2 separate regions of the Mus musculus genome follow, and region 1 is linked to region 2. Evidence: chromatin loops called from intact Hi-C (ENCODE). Cell type or tissue: gastrocnemius. All regions are shown on one strand. Links, peaks and the distances in the headings refer to the core of each region. The heading gives the core; the rest is flanking DNA. Region 1 overlaps Rcl1 (RNA terminal phosphate cyclase-like 1). Region 2 holds the start of Gm41829 (a long non-coding RNA gene).

The links. Peaks named below come from ENCODE experiments on the same cell type or tissue, not always from the same donor. Only the 100,000 strongest peaks of a DNase experiment are listed, where the experiment ranks them.
Region 1: it touches region 2 in a loop (1.8-fold over the local background); 4 of 42 quality-filtered maps call a loop at or near these places.

The regions. Positions count from the first base shown.
Region 1 is chr19:29,120,291-29,128,623 of GRCm38, reverse strand. It overlaps Rcl1 (RNA terminal phosphate cyclase-like 1), which reads right to left. Exons shown (of 9, transcript NM_021525.2): 4 at 7,280-7,354; 5 at 6,734-6,858; 6 at 500-625. Among named protein-coding and RNA genes, the nearest start is that of Mir101b, 11 kb to the left of the region's middle. In gastrocnemius, for the core only: no CTCF peak of the experiment used is centred there; no DNase peak of the experiment used is centred there; H3K27ac peaks cover 1,252 bases.
Region 2 is chr19:29,240,037-29,248,369 of GRCm38, reverse strand. It overlaps Gm41829 (a long non-coding RNA gene), which reads left to right and starts at 2,950. Exons shown (of 2, transcript XR_877802.2): 1 at 2,950-6,826; 2 at 7,071-8,333. In gastrocnemius, for the core only: no CTCF peak of the experiment used is centred there; no DNase peak of the experiment used is centred there.

The DNA.
Region 1 (8,333 bases), core at 77-8,076, 120 kb after region 2:
GTAGCATGTACAGACTTGCTACATACAGATAGTGTACATAGACACCTTTTAAACGTAATATTTACAATTATCCTAGGGTACATCATTAGCTCAGTGTGTAAATAAAGAATGTTCTGGTGTTTGAATAAAAGGCATGGGAACGTTGATGACCTTCCCGTCCCCAGAGGGAAGGGCCAACTCTGTATAAACATCCTTTCTAGCCCTGACCTCTGACACCATCACTTTCCACTGGAGTCTGTGAAGGCCAAACTTCTCGCTTACACTCAACCTCCCAGTCCTCTCCTGGACTCTTTGCTCAAATCAGGAGAGACTGAAAGAGCTGTGAGGACCAGCTGTGCTGCCCTTAGAGAAGAGGCGATCTCCTAACCCAAGCGGATAACTGCAGGATGCAGTGGTTTTAGTTGAGGGAGATAAAGCTGGAAGGCAGTGAGATGAGAAAGGAGCGTCGCCATAGTCTCGCCGAGCTCAGCTGCTGAAGGCTGCTCTGGAAGGCACTTACTTCCCAGAACTGACGCCTTTCATGTGATCCGTGTAGATGTAGATGTCAGGTATGAACTTGTTGAGGATGCTCCTTGCGGAATCCACGATCCGGTTTGCCATCTGAGGTGATACACGAACTGAGTACCTGTGGCCCAGGGTTAAGGACGTTATAATGCTGGGATGCCACGACAGTGGAAAGCCAGACAGAAAGCCAGCAAGTCTGTGCCACGCTGGCACTTACAATTCCCATCTCACATTATTTAACTCAAGAGTTCTGTAATTAAATTTTTCATTATTATAAAAAACCAAAAACCAACAACAACAACAACAACAAAAAAAAGCCTTTCAAACAGTCATGGTGAAAAGGAATCTAGATTCCTAGAACAAAAGGTATAAAGTCAGGTCCCACAGCCCAGCCGTGACTTCCCAACCAGGCTTCTCTGTAACTGTCCTCTCCACACAGTGTGAAGATGCCTAAGCTCGTCACAGCCACAATTGGGCTCCCAGTGACAACTGTGACAACTTTGCTATTCTTTGCACAGTCCGACTACTCTAAGGAGCCTCTCTTTGACCTAAGGCCAGGCCAGATACCACAGTGGCTGACCCTGAGCCAATCCCAGCACCTCCCCCCGCCCAGAGACTTGGAAGCAGAAAACGTTGCTGAAAGATCAAAGTGACTGCTGTTTTAAAGACCACAGGTTTCCCAAACTATTACTTAAGAATCAGTTGGTGCATCTGTGAGGGCAGAGGGGCTCTACTTGATACTCTCTGGTGGAAACTACTACCTAGTACTCTACAAGGGACTCCGTTAGAGAAGGAAGAAATTGGCAAAAGGGGTTGGTGGAACCCATAACCCTGAACTAACTTTGTAACAGAGCCTGACTCTCCTGACCCCACGTTCAAACAGCAGTGTATGCTGGAGAACTGGAGGGATACACGCAGGACTAAGCAATGGAGAAAGAGCATAAGGTAAGTCCACGTGGACGCCGACGTAATGTGAGCTGCCCATTCCCACGGGGCTGTACAGTAATTACCATCAACAACACACGATTTTCATTAGAACTAAGAAACAAAAGGCTGTGCATGGAGCCTGACCTGTCAGCCAGCTCTTCTCCTTGACTGGACCTGAACCCAGCAAAAGAGCAAACATCCTGGATCCTGCAGTAAAGGCTCTCCAGTCTGCTCAGTGAGTCCATACCCAACCTGGAACCGCTGCCTATGCTGCCTACCTCCACCCAGTCAGTCTTCAACCTCAACTGCCTCCCGGTATGCCTCGGTCCACAGATGCCTCCCACCTGAAGCTCTCCATGCTGCACCTGACCTGAACTCACCACGTCTCCCCTCAGACACATGGTGTCCTTGCTCCATAAGGCCACGGGATTTACTGTTTCATCCCTCACAACTCCAAAGCACTTTTGTACCAAGAATCACATGACAAATATTTGACTTGACTCAGAGGACAAATCCAAAATGGCGAAAGAGCAAAAGGGATTTTTTTTTTCCAATACACAAAGAACCCGGTTTCATCACCACCCCTTCTGTCCAGAACGTACTTTGAACACCGTTGAGACAAAACAGCCCTAGGTCTTACAGCCTTTGGACTGAGTGGGTGCTATCTTTCTGGGGCCTGATCCTACCCACTGTCCCTAGGACAGCTCAGGAGGCGCCACCACCCCAAGACAATCCCACCACACTCAGGATTCCCAAAGTTCTTTCACACACACCTCACCTTACTTTATGCTCCCAGAAACCCTGTGCCTGGGCCCTAAGTCCTGGCTCGGAGCTTATTGCCGAGTAAGCCTTTGGGATGCAGAGCTGAGACACTTGCTCAAAGCTCAACACACCTGACTAGGAAAGAACAGCTTCCTTTCACCTCTCCTGAGATAGGGAAAGCGGGGGGCACCAGGGGGTTGAGTTGTGTGTATGTGTGTGTAGTATACACGGTGTGTAAAAGAACAGACCTAAAGACTCAAACTCTCAATTAGCCTCTTTACTGAGAGACTGTTCTACAAACCCTAGCCCATCCGAGCGAGCCTTCTGTCAGTCCTCCAGCCTCTGCACTCAATCCTTCCACACGGAACCATGAGCTCTGGATCAGAACCATGAACTAAGTCTGTGCTCCCTCTCTCTCCTCAGAGGGGATGGCAGTCAGTAAGTGAGGCCAACTCTCTAGTCACAGCTGCTGGCTCGGACCCCCACCACTTCCATCCCAGGACCTGTCTGCTTGGCCACTGATCTGCAAGCAGGGGTAACAGTACTGGGGTGGGGGTGGAGGTGGGGTGTCAGTTAAAACCACAGTGTTCCCAACTCCAAAACAAGGATGAGCTCAGCCCGGCCAGAACCAGCCCTACAGGTGAAACCCACAGAATTAACTACCGGGTCTCCAAAGTCAGCTTTTATTCTCGGATCCTAGAACTGGCAAAGGCGGGACGAAAGCCCGCATTCCTTTGAGGGGCTTATTAAGTAACAGTCCCACTGACTGATGCTGGAATGCTTAGTCTTCAGATTGGGTGCTGTGAGTGCTTCCATGGGCAGGCCCGTGCCAGTTTGGATGTTTTGTCACCGCTTCAGTCAAGAGGGAAGATGTGACACTTCACAAGTGTTTCCTGCCTCAGACTCCACAGGGGGAAGGTTCCAAGCACATTAGCAGTGAAATCCAGGGAGACGATACCTGTCCTACCCAGATCTCTTACCGCTTTTACTACACAGACTACCAACAGCATTCCCTACATTCAACCCCGCAGCCCCTCCCTCCCAGCACTCACACCTGTCTACGTCTGACCTTCAATCTAAGGCTTCCAATCTCTGCACCTCCAGTCTTCCTTCCCCAGAATGGTGAGTCCCACTGCCTTACTAAGTGAGGCACATTCTGGCTTCATCCTGACTCTCCAGCTTTCCGCAGCTCTCCACCGTTATACTGCACTGCCTACCCACTCTGCCAGGTGCTTCCATCCCTGGAGGACACAGGCCTTCTCTCCTGCTTGCTACCATGGAAAAATTCCAACTTCTTCTGAGCCCTTGACCTCATGACCCCAGGACTTTTATTGTCTTCAGTCACGATGCAACGCTGTGCCGGCACACAGCTGCCATTCCTGCCATGCCTTTCCCCAACCCTGCCCCTCTCTTTACCTCCGATTCATCTCAACTTTCAAACCCATCCCAACCCTTTCTACTCACCCCACAAAGTTCTACGTTGAATCAACCTTACCGCTTGCCTGTAACTGTGAACATATGCTGAGTAACAGGAGATACCATCTACCACTGGCCTACCTACACCTTCTAGTGCTCACACTGCACATGTACTCAGCTAACTTCATTACAGCCCATTCAGTGGACCAACAGGCCTGGTGACAAGAGTCAACCAGCACATCAGAGAGCAGCAGTGCGCAGTGGACCCAGTAAGTCCCACCACTGAGATCTCAATGATCTCGCCACTTTGCTTCAGACTCCTGTTCTCCCAAATTCTTTTTCTAACGTATAGAAATGCTCAAATCATGAACGACCTCTCTTGTTTGTGTTTCTGTAACAGTGCTCATGTGTGTGCTCATACCCGTGGAGTCCAAGAGGATAGCCTGAGGAACACCAGCCACCCCACTCTCATCCACAAAGCACTACTGGGAACTGGCCAGACTCTCATTAAACCTGAGCCCCTCAGCTAGAATTGGTGGGCAGGGTAACAGTCCCAGTTATCCTGTTTCCCTATAACAAGCCCCAGTTATCCTGCTTCCCTGTAAGGGGTGGTTCTGAGGGGAAGGTCCTGTTCCCCAGTTGGTTCTTGATCCATCAGTAAAGAAAGCCATGAGCCAATTGTTGGGCGGAAGGGACATGCGGGACTTCTGGATCCCAGAAGGCAGGAAGAAAGACACAAGAGAGAGAACAAAGTTAGCTATGCCTTGGGAAGAGGAGAACTGGGCAACCATGTAAGATCTCAAGGTGGAGTGGCCACATAGGCTGTTCCTTCAGGTGGGTGGTCAGAGGAGTTTAGCAGCTGAAGATTAGGGCAGGAGGAAAGAAAGATAAGAAACTGATAAGGGCACACTTTTCCAGGTGGGAGACAGCAACACCCAGCAATAGTGTCCAAAGGCAAGACGAAATTGAACAACTTCTGTGCCCTCTGGCTGAGGATTCAAGGGAAGCTGGGAGGGGGCTGGTAGCTTGGTCATTTCCTGGAGCAAAGACGGGTAGAGCATAAAACTACGTGCTATATTTCTCCAGTATAAGAATTACATACACAGCTGGGCGGTGGTGGCGTACACCTTTAATCCCAGCACTTGGGAGGCAGAGGCAGGCAGATTTCTGAGTTCAAGGCCAGCCTGGTCTACAAAGTGAATTCCAGGACAGCCAGGGCTATACAGAGAAACCCTGTCTCGAAAAAACAAAACAAAACAAAAAACCAACAAACAAACAAACAAAAAAGAATTACATACATGCCACTACAACACTTGACTTTTTAATGTGGGTTCTGGAGAACCAAACTCAGGCCTTCATGTTTGCAAAGGAAGAGTTTTGTAGACTAAGCCATCTGTCTAGCCACAGCCTGTCTTCAAAGGTGTATTCTGGACTGGAGAGATGGCTCAGTGGTTAAGAGCATTGGCTGCTCTTCTAGAGGACCCGGGTTCAATCTCCAGCATCCATGTGATAGCTCACAACTGTCTATAACTTCAGTTCCAGAGGATCTGACAACATCATACAGATATACATACAGGAAAGCACCAATGCACATGAAATGAAGACAAAACAAGAAAAGAAAAAGAGTGCACTCTGCACTCTTTCCCTGTTGAGCCATCACCTCATCTTTCTCCTCTACCTGTGGAGAAAAGAACAACCCTAACACAGCTACTTCCCTGTCCTTCACCCCACAGTCCAGAACTGGTTGCATGTTCTGTCGCCATTGCTTCTCAAAGAGCTCCTTCTGGGCTTCTGCTTTCCCTACCTTCAGTCCTCAGCAGGAGCTGGCCTGGGTGTCCAGGAGGTGCTGGCTTCTTTACGTCCCTCCTCACTCACAGTTCTGATGGCTGCCCAGGGCGCCAGTCTCCTCGCTCTGCATTCCTCATGGCTGCTGACTTCACAGCGTTCACTTCTAGCCCTCATCTTGCCTCCCGAGCTGCAGATCCTCAACTCTAAAGTCCTCTCCAGACTTATTTCAGTGGAGCCATCAAATCCAGCAATGTAATACTGAACTCACAACCACCCCATTCCACCCTACGCTGGCCTTTTGTAGCTACTATCAGCACATATCCTTACCAACAAGCCTCGGTGAAAAGCATTAAAACCAGTGACTCTCAACCCTCTGCAGCAGCTCCTGCCTGACCTCTCACTACCCCACTCCCTGCCTCTCTTCGGGTACAATAACTATGTTACCATGGTGACACTAGGTGAGTTTCTTCTATAACCATACTTTCCAAAATATCACAAAAGTTCTTACATGACCACCCAAGCTGTCCTGATATGCAAATTTGCTCTTCAGATGAAAACCAGTGACATTTAAATAAAGGCCAATTGCTCAATATGGCCTTCATTTCTTCACTGGCTCCTGTTCAATTCCTACCCCATCGTGTTCATCAATTGTCACCGACTACTTGAGTCTTAACGACCCACATAGCTAGCCGTGCCCCAAAACTGTGGTGTGTAGCTTCGTCTGCAAACACCCACTTTTCTCACTGAAGCACCCCCCTTTCTTGCCCTGCTTCACAAACTTCTATCCTTTAAGGCTCATTCAAATGTCCCTGCTTTTCTGCAGATTAAAAAAAAAAAAAAGGCAGAGGTTAAAAGCTAGGCACCAAATTATTGACAAGGTTTAAATCCCATTCGTACCTATCAGCTATGAGACATTAACAAACAGAGCTTTTATATCCCAGTTTCCTTATCTGCACAATAGGATGTGAGTTAACTTGAAGCGTTCAGAAGCTTAACTGAGATGCATAAAGTGAACTTCCCCTGAAGGACACAGGAGAAACACTTCACGGTAGATCACAGTTACATTCCAGTCGCCAAAGAATCCTCCAGACAACTGGCCACCCCCACCCCTGTCCCAGCTGCCCCAGCCCTCCCCCTCCATCATTTACATGTCACACCGGAGCTAAGGTTTACAGAATTATTGCCTTCCCCAGACACTGTAGTATTAAGTGAAGAAAAACGAGTTCAGCACTGACACTTTCGTGAGATTGTTGCTGACAGTGTAAACAGTGAGAAGGCGTAGCACTGTCATCTTCACGAGGCAAGAAGAGAAGAAGGACTTTAATGCAAAGGATACGCCATTCCTCTGATCCGCTTGATTTTTCCTGGGTCTGTGAGCTGGACAGGCTTCAGGACCTTCCTCACGGGGCAGGAGAAAAGCACTTCGCCCCCTCCTCCAGGGGGCATTCCCCGACGCAAGATCTGCACAAAGTGGTAAGGAGGGCATGGGAGAAAGCAGACATGGAAAACATGGGTTCCCCTGACACCTAGCCCAGGAAGGCTAAATCATTCCTATGGGGCTTTGAAGGCACTGTGGCGTCTCAGGAGCTCCTGGACACAAATTACACCAGGATGATTCAGACAAGCGCGGCAAAGGGCCAGACTCCATGTGGCTCTATTCCTTGTCTAACCAACAGCTGTGGTGAGGTGTGAGGGACTCAGTTCGTGTTTATAACAGACCTACCGGAGAAGAACAACTCGACTGTGGGAACTGTTAAAGGTCTCTCTCAGTTCAAGGTTTGAAGCACTGGTTAATAAGCCTCATCATATATCGCATGCTTCTTCCAATCAGCTAAATAAAAATGTCTTGGATACATACAGCCAGCAGTTCACACATTCTCACCTTTAGCTCAAATGATTCTCCATCGATCCCAAACTGTTTCAGTAGAGGGAGCGCTGTCGCTTTAAGAACATCAACCTGTAAGTTAGTTCAAGGAATTTTCAATTAAACTTTGAACATGTAGCTAAAAGTCCAAGTGGTAAACAAAACTCAAGAAACTGCTGGACTCACACAGAAAACACACTGGGACCTCTGCTCATTCTCACAGGTATCACGCCCATAACATTACTCTATTAATTTATTAATAGACATTATTATAATGTTATTTTATTAAGCCTTTTCCAATATACATAACAAATATATTCTTTAACACTTAAAGAGTTGGTACCTCTCCAGGTCAGAGCAAGCCAATGAACCCTCAATGTTTACCTAAGAATCCTGGTACAGGTGCTGATTCTACATGGGGAGTTGGGAGGAGCCTTAGAGGGAACAATGCCCTCAACATGCACAAAGCATTGAACCCCCCAATGGTAATCACAGTAGCACTGAAGGTTCATCTCTTCTGTATCTAGAGCTCCCAGAAGACCCTGGGGAGGCCACCCTGGGACAGGAAGCAAGAGTAGTGGCATCATGAGCAGAAGAGACCCAGTCTTTTGTCCCAAGTTCGGCCTCTGATGAGCTACGTGGCTCCAGTGGGGGAGTGGGGTGGGGAGAGTCACAGAATCTGTTTCCTTCCCTAAGACAGGCTTCAAGCCCCGCTGTCTCCATGATGCCACAAGTCCAACAGGCTGATTCAACTCAATGATCCTCCAAAAAGGCTCCAAGGGCAGAAGATGGGCGGTCAGAAGTAGAAATGATACACAAGGTCTAGGAACTAACTCATTCAGAGTGGACAGGGTGTGGCGGGGGCAGCATTTGGCAAAACTATTAAAGATTAGCTAATTTAACTAAATATTAAAGGTAAATACATTCGAAAGGAGAAGTTCTGAGAAATGTGTCGTTGGGTAATTTTGTCCTGTGGGGAACTACACAGTGTCCTTATACAAACCTCGATGATAGTCTACCCCAGGGTTTCCCTAAAGCCCAGAGAGTAGTAACTCTTCCTAAGTGCTCTATC
Region 2 (8,333 bases), core at 76-8,075:
CAGTCATTCTGACTGGGGAGAGATGGGATCCAAAAGCAATTTTAAGTTGCATTTCCCTCATGGTTAAGGATGTTCAACATTTTTTTCAAATATTAACTAGGCAATTGTTCTCTTGAAAGTTGTCTACTCAGGTTATTAGCCAACTGTTTGAGTGAATGATTTTTGTTGCTGCTGGTTTTGTTTTGTTTTGTTTTGTTTTTTTGGGTTTTTGGTTGGTTGGTTGGTTTAGTTTGGTTTGGTCTGGTTTTTTGAAACAGGGCTTTTCTGTGCTGCTCTGGTCATTCTGAAACTCACTCTGTAGACCAGGCTGGCCTCAGACTCATAGAGATTTCCCTGCTTTTGCCTCCTGGGTGCTGGGATTAAAGGGTTGCACCACCACTGCCCAGCTTGAACAATTTCTTTTGATATTTAATTTCTGCAGTCCTTCATATATTCTAGATGTAAGCTCCTTGTCTAGTATACATTAGCTAAGTTTTTTTTTCCCATTGTAAACGCTACCTCCTCAGTTTAGCAAATGTTTCTTTTATTGGGAAGGAAACCCTTTAATTTTCTGTAATCCCCTTTGTCAATTCTTGGGATTGTTTTCTGTATTTTTGGAGACCTTTTTGGGAAGTTCTTGCCCATGCCTGTATCTTGAAATATATTACCATACTCTCCTGAAGCAATTTCAAAGTTTCAGGTCTGAGACTACAATTGTGATGCAGTTTTCATTGATGTGTGTGTGTGTGTGTGTGTGCACATATGTATGTGCCAAGAGAAAGCTATGTATCTAGTTTCATTCCTCTACAATCAATATCCAGTTTTTCCCAGTACCATTTACTGAAAAGGCTGTCTTATTTTCCCAAGTATGTATTTTACATCTCTGTCAAAACATGTAGCCATAGCTGTGTGGCTTCTTCTGGGTCTTCTATTCCACTGGTCTATGTGTCTGGGTTTGCACTGGTGCTGTACTGGTTTTGTTACGATGGCTCTGTAGGATGAGATGGTTTTGTTACAATGGCTCTGTAATATAGTATAAAATCAAGCATTGCAGCAGCTCCAGCGTTGCCCTTGCTTAGCATTGCTTTGATTATTGCAGGACCTTGTGCGTCTGTGGGAATTTTAGAGTTGTTTTTTCTAGTTCTGTAAAGAATGCCAATCAGAATTCTGATGGGAATTGCACTGCATTTCTATATAGCTTGTAGTAATGGAACCATTTTCTCCCGACTGACTTCTGCCAATCCATGAGCATGTGAGAGATCTTTTCATCTTCTGGTGTATTCTTCAACTTCTTTAAAGTATTAAAGTCTTTATTTAGTCTTTAATCTCCTCGGTTGGGTGGTTAGGTTTATTTGTAAATTTATTTCGTTTTTTAAGCCATTGTGATTAGGACTTTCCCCCTTGATTTAATACCCTTGGAAAATTCAGTATTGGCATGTAGAAAAGCTACTCAACTTTGTATGAAAGTATTTATCGGGTCTAGGTGTTTTCTGGTGGAGACTTTGGGTCTTTTAGGTATAGGCTCATGTTGTCTGTAAAAAGGCCATGTGCCTTCTTTCCTACTCATGTCCACTTTACTTCTTTATCTTGTCTTATGCTTAGCTAAGACTTTGATCATTGGATTGAGTAGGACTCATGGAGGTAGCATATTTGTCTCCTTCCTGATTTAGAGGAAACAATTACAGTCTTTTCCATTTAATATACTTTTGGCTATAGGTGTGTTATTCGTATGTAGCCTTTACTATGTTGACACACGTCCCTCCTGTGAGTTTCTCTGAGGCTATTCATCATGAAGGGATGTTGAACTTTGTTAAAGGACTTATCTACATCTAATAAAATGATAATTATATTCTGCGTTGTCTTGACTGATCTGTGTATATTGAACCAACCTTGCCTTCCTGGAATGAGACAAACTTGACCATAGTGTATAATCACAATGTACATTTGTAAAAATTAGTTTTCAAGAGTGTACAAATGTGTTTTTTTATTATTTCTATCCATGTGAATGTGCATGCCACATGTGTGCCAATGCCTGAGGCAAGATGCAAGCACTATATCCTCTGGGAATAGGACTAAAGGCAGAGCTGCCTGAGCTATTGATCTAGCTTTAAGCTTTAAAGAACTTTATTGACAATTTTTGTATGTATGTTCATCATGGAAGTTACAGTTTTCTTTTTTGTTCTTGTGCCATCTTCTATTTTAGATACAAAAGTCATGCTTATTTCACAGAGTGAGTTTGGTCGTGTTGTTTTTCTTTCTAATTATGGAACAGTTTGAGGACTTTTAGATTTGGCTTTTCTTGAAAGAATTCAGTAGTGAAGCCTTCCAGTCGTGAGTTTTCCTTTGTTAGAGACTTGATTTCTGCATCAATCTTGTTGATTATTATAGATCTTTAGAAGGTGGTTATATATTCCTGATTCAAGTTTAGTAGATCATACATGTCTAGGAATTTATTATTTTTTTATATAGATAGGTTTTTACAGTTCTTTATCTGCTCAGCTCTTTATTATTTCTTGCTGTCTACTGCTTTGGATTTTGGCTTCTCTTTTCTGTTTTTGAGCCTTTGAGACAGTCCACTTGGTCACATATCTACCATCACACTGATGTTTTTAATGTAAGCCCTCCAGCTATAAACTTTCCTTTTAAGGACTGCCTTAGCTGTATCCCATAGAGACTAATAGGTTGTGCTTTCATTTTTGCTTAATTTTAAGAATTTTTCTTCTCGATTTCTTGAATGGCCCACTGGTCCTTCCTAAATCTAGTCATCAGCCTCAGGTACTTCTGTAGTTTCTGTGGTTTCTTCTGCTATTGATCTCTAGTTTCACTGCAGTAAGATCCAATAAGATACAAGAAATTACTTTGATTTTCTTTTATTTGTTAAGACCTGTTCTCTTGGGGGCTGGAGAGACAGCTTAGTGGTTAAGAGCACTGGCTGCTCTTCCAGAGAACCTGGGTTCAATTTTCAACACCCACATGGCAGCTCACACATGTCTGTAAGTCCAGTTTGGGGGGCCTCTGACACCCTCACACAGACAGACATGAGGTAAAACACCAGTGGACGTAGAATGAGGTCTGTTTTAGAGAAGGTTCCAGGGCCTTTTGATGTATATTGAGTATCTGTTGGATTGAACTCTATATGTCAGAAGTCATTTAATCTACAGTGTGGTTTTGTGGGGTTTTATTTTGTTTTGTTTGTTTGGTTTGGTTTGGTTTGGTTTGATTTGGTTTGGTTTTGGTTTCTCAAGACAGGTTTCTCTGTGTAGCCCTGGCTGTCCTGAAACTCCCTTTATAGATGAGGCTGGTCTCAGTCTCAGAGCTCTGCCTGCCTCTGTTTCCCAAGTGCTAGGTGTGTGCCACCATGCCCGGCCTGGAGTGCAGTTTGACGATGAGATCTCTTTATTTATTTTTGCTTTCAAATGACCTCTATGGATATGTCATTGAGTCACTGAAGTCATTCCTCTTGTTGTGTCAGGATTTACCTAAACTTTTATGTCCATTAGTGTTTGTTTTATAAAACGGAGAGTATCTATTTTCAGTATATGTGTATTTATATTTGCTGCTTGTTCTTGATGAAATATTTCCTTTATTAATATGCCATGGGGCCTCCTTTATGTCTTCTGAGTAAGTTTTGTTTGAACTCTTCTCCATCAGACAGCAGAAAAGCCATGCCAGCGTGTCTTCCGTTTCTGTTCACTTGCCTGATTGACTCAGAGCCTCTGTCTGATTCTGAATCTGTAAGTGTGTTTTGCTAGTTATGTTTCTTGGGGACATTGGATACTTGGATCTACTTTTTGAGCCCAGCCGGTCAGTTTGCATCTCTTTATCCGAGATAATCTGTAGTATTGACAGATGTGTATTAATTTTTGTAACTTTGGGTTGTGTTGTTGCTAGCTCCATTCCTTCTCTGCTCTTAGAGTCAGTTGTCTGCTGGTTTAGTGCCTTGGTCCTGCCGGATTCCTGGCCAGCCCTTTTGGTTCTGCTCCTCTCAGTAAACGTATTCTTCTCTGTGATCTCATGATTGAGACCTTCCACCTTTTCTGTGTGTAATATGCCTTGGGTGTTTTTAGGTTTGCTCTGTTTTGCTTTGTATTTTTGGACTTGCTAGTCATAAACTTGTCATGTGCTTGTCTTGTATGTCTACTTCTCTGTCAGAGCTAAGAGAGAGCTTTGGTGGAGGGAGTGACCTTAGCGGAAAGGTTTTGTGCTCTCAGAGCATGATATATACTGCGCCGTGTTTTAGGATTGTTGCTGCGGTGTCTCCGTGGTATGGAAACATGCTTGTCCAACAACAACCACTCGTGTTGATGATTTGGCATTTCCCCTGAAACCTTTCCTATTATCCTTTCCTTTGCATCCCCAAAATCTTGATTATGATAGATGAGAAGTGGCTTTTCCTTGGATGTCTGCCTGTTGCTCTAGATTTTAGGAGGGAGGGAAAGTTATGTTATAATTTAATTGGGTAGATTCTTTATATCTTTAGTTTTACGTCTCATTTCCTTTTTCCATTCCACAGATTCGTGGGTTTAGACCATTGATGATATCCCAGAGTCTTGGCCACTGTACCACGATCCTGTTTTCTTACTGTATTTGGATGCAGCCTGACCTTTGCCTTGGCATCCATTCATCCATGATGTTCTTCCTCTGCTTGCTTAAGTCCATTGATTACGCTTTACGTTTCAGTCTGTTTGTTTTCATGCAGTTGTCATTTCCATTGCTTCTGTTTGGCTTTATCCCAATCTCTCCATTTCCTTGCTAACTTTCGGTTCTCCATCAATCCTGTTGACTTTCTCACCCTTTCTGCTGATCGTTTCCTCTTGTCTGTGGATTTTCCTCTTCAGGTCCTACTTGAATTCCTTACTTGTCTGTGCCATCTCTGAGGTCATCCATCCCCTTTGAAGTCTTGTGTTTCACTGTGATTTGCATTTCTGATGGTGTGAATGGTTCTTCTGGTTTTATTTTGGATTCTTATTGTTGAACAGCATGTCTTTGAAGCCTCAATACCACTTACAGAAAATAAAACAAACTACTACACTACGAGGAACATGAAACCATAGAAGTAAGACACGTGCTTTAAAAAAAACTCAATAACATATCACTAATATCCATAAAACAAAACAGAAAATGGCAAAACTACTGTACTGTACTGTGAACCTAAAAAGTATTTAGAGCAAAGGTGGAAGCAGTGAATGCTGGGGAAAGGCAGGCAAAGAGCAAACCAAAAACCGAAATAAGATTAAATAAATATGAGAGAAAATAAGCGGAGGAGGAGAGGAGAGTGTTTTAGAGGGCAAGAGGGTAGAGCAAGGCGTCAGGAAAAATAAAAATAAGATAAAACCCAGAAAGCTCCATTGTAATCACAGACCGTACAAAGCTCAAAACCAAAAAGTGGTAAACATAAGAAAGTGACAAAAAAATTAAGCGTGGATTTTAAAAACGATATGACAAAGACAAAATAACCACTAAATGTATAATAGAAAAAAAAAGAAACGAAAAGAAAAGAAGACAAGAGCAGAAGGCAGGGGAGGGGGGAGGGGGAGGAGGAAAAAGAGGAGGAAGAGGAAAGAAAGAACTTTATAAAGAGTGAGAAAAAGAAAAATATCTCAGCTGGGCGGTGGTGGCGCACGCCTTTAATCCCAGCACTTGGGAGGCAGAGGCAGGTGGATTTCTGAATTCGAGACCAGCCTGGTCTACAAAGTGAGTTCCAGGACAGCCAGGGCTACACAGACAAACCCTATCTCGGAAAAAAAAAAGAAAAAAGAAAAAAAAAAAAAAGAAAAATATCTCCCAGTAATGAGAAAAATCTGTAAACATCACTAAATGCACAAAGATAATCTAAAAGCTAATCCAAAAAATATTAGCAAAATAAATTTAAAATACTGCTGAAAGTATTAGTAAAAGAAAGGGAGGAGGGACTACAAGATAGGGATGACTCAGCTTCTCTTGATCCTTGGAAACTCAAGGCTGCCAGTAAAATGCATGGGAGGGGTCAGCCACGTCTGTGGGCTTGTAGTTCCTATAGTTTATACTGTTGTTCCTGCACGGGTCCTGGGCAAGTACCCACGTCTGCCAGAGTTGTGCTCACTAGGGTACCTTCCCTTCCTTGCCTGTCCAAGGCCTCCCCTGGCCATACTTGCCTTTATGGAATGTAGTCTGGACAGTCTCTCTCCCTCTTGAGACTCCCCAGATTGAATTCCCTTGGGCGGTTAGTGTTCCAGCAGAAGATCTCTTCCAAATGGGAGAAGAAAATGAAATCCCTGAAAACTCTACACACCAAGGACTAGTCTTTGTACTCTCGGGACCTCTTAAGCGTTGATCGGCTTCAGGGGTACCGCTTGAGTGTCAAGAAGCCAAGTGGAGCTGAAACAGTCCCCATACACGACTGATAGCTGACAGCAAAAGCTGATCCACACACTGGCCTTCAGTCTCAGGGCCATCAAACTCCAGACTCATTCTCAGTTTCATCAAGGCAAATCTCTTCGTCTCTGAGGACAAGGCTACCTTTCCTTTACGCCCTGAGCCAACACTCCACCCCCACCCCTTCACTCTTGCCTTATCAGCATCGAGTTCTCCCACACTCCAAAGGTGCCTCCAGAGGCTGACTCACTCCCTGGAACTGTGACTAGTTAGCTTCAGTCTCTCTTTCCTGCGGTTGTCTCTGTACGCAGGACCCTAGGGAAGCTCAGCGTTAAGCAACAGCTTCCTTCTTCGGGTAGAACCCAGTCCCTGTCGTCTGAGTCATACGCAATGATAGTGTCTCCATGGCTGGCCCATCCACCAGAGGACCACTATTTCACCAACGCCAGCAACTGGATCTGAGGCTTTCTAGGCCTACGGGCTTATCCCGAGGGTAAGGCTTATAGTGCTTTCCCACCAGAGCGACCTGATTGACCTCTTGAACTAGGCTTTTGTTTCCCTTCCCCCACCAGGGATGGCCACCTGGCTGGGGCTCTATTGATGTTTCTTTTCAGTAACCTACACTATCTTTGTGGCTTTTCACAGGTCTGGAGGAGCATCTAGGTTTTTTTTTGTTGTTTTTTTTTTTCCTTATGCTAACTCAATATATCCTTTTGCTCTTTCAATATATCTTACAGAGACATCTTCTATCCCACACGCTTACCAAAACTCCCTATGCTATGATTTTTTAAATGTAAGAAACCAACTGTATCAGAGCTGGTCACAATATTTCAAGTCTCTAACTCCGGCACATGGGAGACTGAGGCAGAATAGTCATGAGTTTGAGGATAGCCTGGACTTCATAGCAGTTTCAAAGCAAGTCTCAAGTACAAAGGAAGACCCCATCTTGAAGAGGAAACGAGAAGAGAGAAACACTTTAAAAAAAAAAAAACCTGTCGTTGAACAAGATAATGACAACCTCTTTGTTTCTCATTTGTTTGCTTGCTTAGTATTCTGCTGCATTTTATTTATTTTAGTTGGTTGTGTCGTTTGTCTTGGGGTGAGGCAGGATTTTACTGTGTAGCTGGGGTGGAACTTGCTCTGCTTCCAGAGTGCTGGAGTCTCAGAGTGGAGCACCACCCCCAGAGGAGCCATCATCCCTAAGTGTTAACTATGTTTCAAGCCAAAGAAAGATTTGAGAAAGTCTCTGGTTGGCAGACTCATACCAAGATCTGAGGATGGGTCCAAAAAGTATTTTGTTTCATTCCAAAATAGAGAAAATATGATTTTCTGAAGGAAAAAAAAAAGAGGAAGTAGTAGCTATGGAAAGAGGCTAATTTATTTTAGGTCTAGGATTATAAACAGGGTGTCTGAATCAGGTAAACAGACAAGCGAACAACATTGTCTTACTTTAAATCAATCACAGGTCTGCCTCAGTACACCCTCATTCTGACATCGGTCCTCTTCACAGTCTTTGTGTTCTGCAGAACAAAACTTCCTTTCCTTTGACATGAGCAGACTGTACATGAGAACCAAATAGTTTTCCACTATGTAAACCCTTTTAGGTTAGGGTAATTATCTGTCTAAATACACAGAATGTCAAGTGCAACTTTGCTCTACTTTGAACAAAGGGGAAAAAAAAGTTTTTTGAAATGTAGTTTTACAATGTGCACCGAGCTGGGCTTGAACTCACGAACCCCCTGTGCCGCTGAGCATCTGGGATCACAGACAGCAGTGTCAACAACACAAGAGTTGACTAAAGACAGTGAGAGTTACCTGCCCACAAATTGTTATTTTTGAAAACAATACGTTGCAAGATCTACTGTGAAAAGCAGAAATTCAGGTGGAAAGTTCAACATGTAAATGTGTTTGTCACCAAGTCTGACCACTTGAGGAAATTCCTCTGAAGCTTGAACATAGACGGAGAGAACTGAATCCGGTGAGTTGACCTCTGACCCCTA